2 separate regions of the Homo sapiens genome follow, and region 1 is linked to region 2. Evidence: chromatin loops called from intact Hi-C (ENCODE). Cell type or tissue: PC-3. All regions are shown on one strand. Each heading gives the region's core, and the rest is flanking DNA. Links, peaks and the distances in the headings are about the cores only.

Region 1 (4,506 bases), core at 757-3,256, 1.0 Mb before region 2:
GCTCAGTCATGGGTTGTTTAGGACACGGGGTGATTCAGATTGAGAAAACCCTCCTAGCATCCTAGGTGAACAGAGGTACGATTTATCAAGACAGTAATTCTGGGTCACAGCTGAAGCGAGGGAGAATCAAACTCAGATTTTAGGGTTGGATCTTTATTAATATGTAATATCTATGAGGTATCCAAGCCCAGAAATCAACTCACCAGTTCTGTACAGGATTCTGTATGGAGATCAAATCTGGGATTTCTAAAGTTAAGAATTCACCCTTGGTAATAGATTAGATTAGATCTACCTGAGCCTATTTTAGAAAAAAAGACAGGGAGGGACAGAATAAGACAGAGAGAGAAAGATACAGAGAGAGAGACAGAGAGAGAGAGAGAGAGAATAAGAGGGAGACAAAGGCAGAGAGAGATGACATAAAAAAAGAAAGAGAAAAAGAGAGAGACACAGAGAAAGAGAGAGGCAGATGGACAGAGAAAGAGACTGACAGAGAGAGACAGAGACAAAGAGAGACAGAGAGACACACAGAGATAAAGAAAGAGAGAGAGAATGACAGAAGACAGAGAGAGACACAGACTAAGAAACAGAGACAGGAAGAGAGAGAAACAGGCAGACAGACATAGACAAAGAGAGAGAGAGAAGGACAGAGAGAGAGGGACAAGGAAAGGGACAGAGTGAGACAGAGACAGAGAGAGAGAGACAGAGAGATGGAGAGAGGAAGAGGAAGAGGAAGGGGGTACTCAAGAAATAATTACACATATTTTATAAAGCTTTGATGCCATAAATGGTGGCCGGAGTATGCTTCGAAAACAACAACATCAAAAACAATAGCGGCAGCAGCAGCACTCACTTACGAATTTCTAGAAAATAAGATGTTATGAACTACAGTTTACATTAACTGGCTCTCACTACACATTCAGAGATTCGCAAAAGCGCTAGTTAACAACAGAAGAAAACAGCAGCTAACATGTCCTGGGGAAAATATACGGTCTTCCTAAAAATTGGTGAATTCTACTTCACCTGAAAAGAAATAAATAAGAAAAAGGAAAGACACAAACAAAACAAAATAAACAAGCAAACAAACATGGGCCAATGCATCGTCTCTGGAAATCTTAAATGAGCAAAACGCGTTTTAGAAAGTGTTTCTATTTTGGGCAAATACTAATAAGGCCCAGGGTAGAGCTGTGACACCCTTTCCATTTTGAAAATATGCTAGCCTGAGGGAGGAGAAAATAAAACATCTCGACAAGTTGTTTGAGACCCAGCCAGGATGAAGCTTTCCTAGGTAGGGAGGCCTGAGGAGGGAAGGGGGAAAAACCCACAACTGCAGTCCGGCCCGCCGGCCGGCTTGCCCACGCGGGTCAAGGGCTATGCCATCTGCCCAAGCTGCCTCTGGGGAAGTGGAACCGTGCCGCCCCCATCTTCAAAAACGGTGGCCAATGAGTGATGCCTGGCGACCACCAATGCAAATGTCAGCCTGGCCAGAATGTGATCGCCGGTGAGGGGTAGGGGAAGGGGAGAGAAGACGGAGACATGCAAGAGTGGTTCTGGAACGTTTCCAAGCAGGATGCTGGGAGGCGGGGGGGTTGGGGGAAACCCACCTAACTAACACTAAATTAAGGTAAAGGGGCATGGGGGGCCGGGGGGAGACTTAAAGTGACTCCACATAAAGCCAAAGTGGAAGAGCCTATGCGCATTAAAGAAACCAACACACGAAGAAAAATAAAGTGCTGGTAAAAGAACAATAGGGGCCCCGCCAAGGCTGAGGTTCCCTAAGCAACGAGGGAGAGAGGGAGGGGCCTCCAGGAGGGAGGGAGAGAAACCAGTTGCCCCAGGCTTTGTAAAGTCGGCCAGACCTCCCTTCGTGCCACTTCGACTTTCAATAACAGTGGCCGCTAGGTGACGCCCGAAGACAACCGATGCTTGCAAGTGTGTGCACGGAAAAGAAGCGAACAAAGGATCTCTCTGAGTCCCGGTGGAGGTTGGGGAGGGGGGCGGCAGAGGCACACCCACTCCCTGACCTCTTGCCCATCCCTCTCAGTCCAGGTCGTTTCTGGGCCCAGGGAGTCCTCCCAGCCGATGCCCACGACTAGTCGACCAGAGCCTTCAGGGTACACAGCCTACCTTTCTGCTCATGGGATCGTCTGGAACTTCCTTCCCCCCAGAGAGAAAAGAGGACCACCAGAGCATGGGAGTGCGGACAGAGACTAGGTCCCGAGGTGGGACCTATCTAAGGCAGAAGACCAGTCCATAGCGTTTCAGAGTATACTCCAGACCCACGACCTCAGAGTGGCAATACCTGTCACAAAGGGAGGAATTCCATGAAATCCACGCTCCCGGACACAGCGTGGATTTCACAGAGAGGACAGCTGGCACCACACTCCCTCCTGTTCTGGGGCCAGTTTTCGCTGACGTAGTACCCGTTTCTCAGTCGTGTTCCCCAAAGTCCACCCTGTGGTGAATCAGTCAGGAATCTAGTTCGGTGAATCCCGAAACATCCACATCCGACCTCTAAGATCGGAGTCCGCACACTACACATCGCTCCACGCAGTGTCTCGCCACAATAACATCACTGCCGTCCTAGCCTGGTAGCGACACAGTGGCATTTATTAGAAATCACTCTACGGAGTTTCGCTCTTGTTGCCCAGGCTGGAGTGTAGTGGCACTATCTCGGCTCACTGAAACCTCTGTCCCTCAGGTTCAAGCGAATTTTCTGCCTCAGTCTCCCAAGTACCTGCAATTACAAGCATGTGCCACCACGAACGGTTAATTTTGTATTTTTAGTAGAGACAGGGTTACTCCATGTGAGTCTGACTGGTCTTAAACTCCTGATCTCAGGTGATCCACCCACCTCGGCCTCCCAAAGTACTGGGATTACAGGCATCAGCCACTGCACCCCACCATGTGTATAGAATTTTATGCCACAATAATGAGCTTTCTTCCTTGGCACCTTCACAATTGGTTTCACTAGGTAAAATTTTCTTTAACGGTTTATTTTTAAGTGGAGGAGTTTGTCAGGGAAATACGAGAAGTATAGACGCCACAAGTGACGGGGGAAAAGTCTGAAAATGCCCCTTTCATCCAAATTGAGACCTGGCCTCGACCTCCCCAAATCATACACCGAGTGGGGAAGCCCAGCAAGGCCCGTCTGTCTAGATTCCTCTCGTCCTCTTTAAGTACGGTGCTCCTTCCTTTCATGGAAGGGGCAGGGCCCTCCCCGGAACGGGGGTCTCAGGACCTACGGTCAAACCAGACACACCCTATGGAACCCAAGCATATACACAGACAATTTCCCTGTCATCTCAGGGCCTTCGTTCTGCAGACTCCCGTGAAGACAGGTCCCAGAAACATGTCTGCCTATTCTTTTATTCATCTGCCTCTGACGAGTTGAGGTTTCAGGTGAAACTTCAGAGGGCCAAAGGCAAAGTGCTCCCTCTGCCCCCACGTGACCTTTTTGTGAGCAGGGAAAATGACGGTCTCCCCAGGCCAAGGTCACCAGATACCCCGATCCGTTTTTCCCCTCCCAGTGGGATTCTGTACATCCGTCTTGGGGCGACACACAGTCTGCTAGCCACCGACAACAGGCGTGGCGATCACACTGTCTAAAAGCGAAGAAGATAGAAAACAAAACTAACTTACTTAACTGAGTAACTAACGGGGAGAGGGGACTCAGGAAGTCGACCTATAGCAAAAATTACACATCATTCAGAGCATAAGGGCCGCAGTGAAAGGCGGCAGAACACGCGCTTTTAAAGGCTAAAATCTGGGCGGCTCACGCCTGTCATGCCAGCAATTTGGGAGGCCCAGGAGAGTGGATCACTTCAAGTCAGGAGTTCGAGACCACCCTGGCCAACATGGCAAAACCCCGTCTCTACGAAAAATACAACAATTAGCCGGGAGTGGCTGTGTGCGTCTGTAATCCCAGCTACTGAAGGCTGAAGCAGGAGAATCGCTGGAATCCGGAAGGCAGAGGTTGCAGTGAGCCGAGACAGCGCCACTGCACCCCAGCCTGGGCAGCAGAGCAAGACACTCAGTCTCCCAAAAAAAAAAAAAAAAAAAGACTGAAATACTCCCCCGCCTTCCTTCCCTTTTCCCCTTCAGAAACTACAGTGGTTTGCAGTTTCTGATCCCTTAAGAGGCAGAAAATATTCCATGGGGCTAACTGTGGCTTTCTTCCATTGCCGCTGAAAGTCCCCCACAAGGCCGGATAAACCCTGACTCAGGTCGAGGAGGTGGTGTTTGGTTTTATTTCTCTCTCTCTCTCTCTCAACTTTTATTTCTTGTTCAAGCATACATGTGCAAGATTGTTATATAGGTAACTTCTGACTGGGGGTTCAGTGTGCGGATTATTTCATCAACCGGGTACTCAGCGCAATACCTGACAGTTTTTATCTGAAACTGTCTCTCCTCCCACTCCTCCTCCCTCAAGTAGAGCCCCGTGTCTGTCGTCCCCCTTTCTCCCCAAGTGTTCTCATTATTTAGTTCCCACTTATAGATGAGAACACG
Region 2 (4,506 bases), core at 1,030-3,529:
GGACTAATATGCAGAATCTACCAGGAAGTCAAACAAATCAGCAAGAACAAAACAAACAATCCCATCAAAAAAACTGGGCAAAGGACATGAATAGACAATTCTCAAAAGAAGATATACAAATGGCCAACAAACATATTAAAAAATGCTTAATATCACTAATTATCAGGGAAATGCATATCAAAACTGTAATGTGATACCACTTTACTCCCGCAAGAATGGCCATAATCAAAAAATAAAAAATAATAGATGTTGGTGTGGATGTGGTGAAAAGGGACCACTTTTACACATTTGTGGGAAGGTAAACCAGTACAATCACTATGGAAAACAGTGTGGAGATTCCTTAAAGAACTAAAAGTAGAGCTACCATTTGATCCAGCAATCCCACTACAGGGTACCTACGCAGAGGAAATGAAGTCATTATACAAAAAAGATACTTGCACATGCATGTTTATAGCAGCACAATTCACAGCTGCAAAAATATGGAACCAGTCCAAATGCTCATCAATCAACAAGTGGGTAAAGAAAATGTGGTATATGCATACCATGGAATACTACTTAACCATAAAAAGGAATAAAATGATGGCATCTGCAGCAACTCGTAAGTGGGAGCTAAACTATGCGGACACAAAGGCATAGGAATGATACAACGGACATCGGAGACTTGAGGGAATGGGAGGGAAAGGGGTGAGGGATAAAAGACGACACATTGGGTACAATATACACTGCTCAGGTAATGGGTGCATCAGAATCTCAGAAATCACTACTAAAGAACTTATTTATGTGACCAAATACCACCTGTTCACCAAAAACTATTGAAATTTAAAAAATAATGATAAAATAAAAAAGAATCTGTGCTCTCTTCATAGTATTACTGAAATAATAATTTTTAAAAATGGGCTTGAGTCATAACTCGAATTCTCTTTAGCTAAATACTTTATTTTCCTCCCCTCTTGCTCCTAGTTTTCTAATTTTTTCCCCCACCACTAATGGTATGCATGAAGAGTTTCATTAAATCTGCTCTCCATTGGCTTCCAACCAGGAAAAAACTTGAATCAACCGATACCTCCTTCCTTACCAAGTAAAGGAAAATTCAACCAAACAGAATGGAGATAGCATTTGAACTTGGCCTTGAAATAAAGATGTCAACAGCTAAAAATGGGGGCAGAATAGATTTCCAGATTGAGTCATCCACTGCTGAGAGAAGCTAGTATATTATTGATGTCGCTGATTACAAAAAAAAAAAAAAATCTTGGCAGTAGTGTGTGGCTAGATTGGTACATGTTGGCAAATTAGAATGAGTACTGGATTGAGTAATCTAATGAGATCTGAATTCTGACTCTGCTACTAACTTACTTGTGTAATTGCCAATAAGTTACTTAACTCTTATAGACTTCACATTCCACATTTGTAAACTGAGTAGGTTGAGCTGAGTAAGCCTTTGTCATTCTTTCAGCTACGTAATTTTATGGAAAAGGAAATCCATCACAATCACAGGACAAAACTATTTCTTAGAAAAATTGCAGTATGACTGCATTGAAGAAGGACTCTTTTGGAATGACAAAGCAGGAGCCCTTTGGCCCACTTTATCTTACATCCAAAGACTAAATTCATCTGTCACAAATAAGAAAAGTTCCATTTCAGGTATTCACATAGCCTTCATCTCACAGCTCCTACAGAGACTTCCTTAGCCCTTCTTGGGGCAGCTCACATCCAGGAGAGACTGAAGCAGGGTTATAAAGACCTAGTCAGGTTCATGTAATACAGAACACTGGTGGGCAATCCTTGCACCAGGACTCTTAGGCATATTGGTCAAGGCTTTGCCAGGCCTGGATCACATTTCAATTTCATACACTCGACAGTTTTGCTTTCTCCCACCTCCTTTCCCAGGTGTTGGACCATTGTGAGCATTTTGCACCTCAGATTCCATCTTAGTGTCTAATTCCAGTTAAACCAATCTGCAATAGTGGAATGAGAGACAGGTGTAATTAGACACAAGAGACCTACCCCACGGCACAAGGCAAGGTGATTTGGATATTTGAGCGTCTTAGAAGAAATGCCCTATCTTTATTTCTTGTTTGTTCTGAAAGATGATCTTCCTGTGGTTTCATGAGATACCAGGATTTTGCCATCATGCTCACTGAACACTGCTGATGGCATCTTCCAGGATTAACCATACTCCGAATTTTGAATACCATCCCGATTCAATCAACTTTGACGAATGTATTATTGTTCGTAGTTTTGATTTAAAAGCCTTTACAGCTCATGTTTATTGCTGTAATATCACTGCTTTGTCTTCTGTTTGGGTTTTGGTACCAAATTCACCCTGCAGTCTAAATGTAGACTGGGTAGATCACTCTCCCACTGTTCCATCCGACTGATGAATAGTCACCGCCACTCAAGATATAGCAGAGGACATTACTGCCCTCTGGTGGAAACATTGAAGACTACTCTAAGAGTGTCTCCCAAGGAATGGAATTTTCACAGATGGGTTCATGTTGCAGCTTGAGTTGTAAATAAATACAGCCAGAAAAATTATCCTCATTTCCGGTTCTTGACATTTGATTGGCTCTGTATTTGCCTAATTTCCATCTTCTTCCCTGCTCTGTTATCCCTATCCCAAACAGGTTTAGCCACCTACAAATCTTTAAAACACTGATCCACTAAGACATGGATCTCATCACCCAATGTATTTACAATAAAGCTTCCAACCTCCTTTTCAGACGGAGGAAAAAAGAAAACAAACAAACAAAAAAAAAACACTTGAAACAGTAGAGCATTAAAAATGTGTTGTAAATAGACAACTATTTCCACTTTAGCCGTCCAAACGGATTCGGTTTTCTGGGGCTATGCCAATAGGCAAATAATTGACTTACTGTTGCTTTTTTTAATTCCATTAATATAAGAAACAAATCATTTATTAGCCTTCTTTGTCTGAGTAAGTGGCTGAGTGCATATATTTTCTTCATGTGTGGGTGAAAGAGCATAGAAGATAATGCTAATAATTCAATTTTAAGAACTTCTGTTGATTTCTTCAGTCTATTCTGCCTTCTTCGTGTGACGAGAAGAAGAATACCAAGCAAGCTGTCCCTTGAATTAAAGAGGAGCAGTTTATAAAAATGATACTACAGGCTAAGGAGCGAAACTTAGGTTTTAGCCTGAGCTCTAGTCCTTAACTTCCCTTAGCCTCAACTTCTTCATCTGCCAAATGGGGACAATGATCCTTTAAGGAGCTGTAGTGAGTATGAAATCAGATAACGTACACAGAGCTTAGGCACAGTACCTGGTACATATTAAATGCAGATAAATTACGGTTGACCTCAGTTTCCATGGAGAATTTGTTCCAGGACTTCCTGTGGGTACCAAAATCTCGAGTCCCTGATATAAAATGGCAATAGTATTTTATACTATAGCATATTCATATTAAATACATAGCATTTAAAATATAGTATATTTTAAATCATTTCTAGATTACTTATAATACCTAGTACAATGTAAATGCTATGTAAATAGTCATTATACTGTATTGTTAAGGGAATAATGGCAAGGAAAAAGTACATGTACATGTTCAGTACAGATAGGTTTTTTTCCCCAATAGTTTTGATCTGTGCTTGGTTGAATCCACAGATGTGGAACCCATGGATATGGACAGCTGACTGTACCCAATATTATTTCTATTGTTATTTTTAGTCAAGTGTTAATGAGGAAGAATTTGCTTTAAATGTCTAAAAATTCTAACGCTGTTAGTCTAAGCAATATTTGCCTATTTATTTTCCTCTTACGATCTTCTAGATGAATCATTTTCTATGGAGATCTTTAACTTAATCTGCTCCAATTCTTTTACCTTCAGGAAGTGGCTGGTGTTGCCAAGTCATTGGGGCTCATGTCTATTCTCACTTACAAGCCTCAGCTCAGAAGACTTCCCTTGCCTCCTTTATCTCCTTGCCTTTCTACACCACACTTGCTTCCACCCACACCATACATACCAGTGGTCCATCTTCCTGTAACTGAAAATTGTTTAAGTGTGAGTATTTTGTCCATCTACTCTCAGCACCTAGGACATGACTGATAAATGTAGTTTCCTATTAAGTGAAAATACTTCCCTAAACCTTGTCAGTTAGATGGCAAAAATCCCAGAAAGATTCAGATATGGAGTTGAAGAGAATTGGGTTTCTTCTAAGTCACTGAGCCTCCTCAGTTCACAAAAGGAGGACTTATGAATTGGGTGATCTCATCCACAAAATCGGAATGATGGTTTAGTCAACATAAACAGATGTTAATTCATACAAAACCCAAAGAGCACTACCTTGGAACAGCAATTCCATCCACTGAGATTCTGAGACTTTGCCTTACCAGATTATTATATTTTGATTTAGTTGAGAAAAAAAGCATAGGTACATCATATCAATTCTATCACAAGGTTACTATTGTTATGGTTAGCTACAATAATCACACATCATAGCATATTTTTTTACAATGTATCATCAGTTTTAGGATGAGTGCAATACT

What was found. Hi-C counts contacts between places; a loop is a spot of excess contacts. Peaks named below come from ENCODE experiments on the same cell type or tissue, not always from the same donor. Only the 100,000 strongest peaks of a DNase experiment are listed, where the experiment ranks them.
Region 1: it touches region 2 in a loop (7-fold over the local background); 4 of 110 quality-filtered maps call a loop at or near these places.

The regions. Positions count from the first base shown.
Region 1 is chr12:38,051,931-38,056,436 of GRCh38, forward strand. No RefSeq gene overlaps it. Among named protein-coding and RNA genes, the nearest start is that of ALG10B, 260 kb to the right of the region's middle. In PC-3, for the core only: CTCF peaks have their summits at 1,901 (motif pointing right) and 2,111; a DNase peak (open chromatin) is centred at 1,891; H3K4me3 peaks cover 919 bases.
Region 2 is chr12:39,101,327-39,105,832 of GRCh38, forward strand. The region is part of intron 1 of LINC02406 (long intergenic non-protein coding RNA 2406); the gene reads right to left. Among named protein-coding and RNA genes, the nearest start is that of LINC02406, 42 kb to the right of the region's middle. In PC-3, for the core only: CTCF peaks have their summits at 2,419 (motif pointing left) and 2,618; DNase peaks (open chromatin) are centred at 1,435 and 2,435; H3K27ac peaks cover 1,217 bases.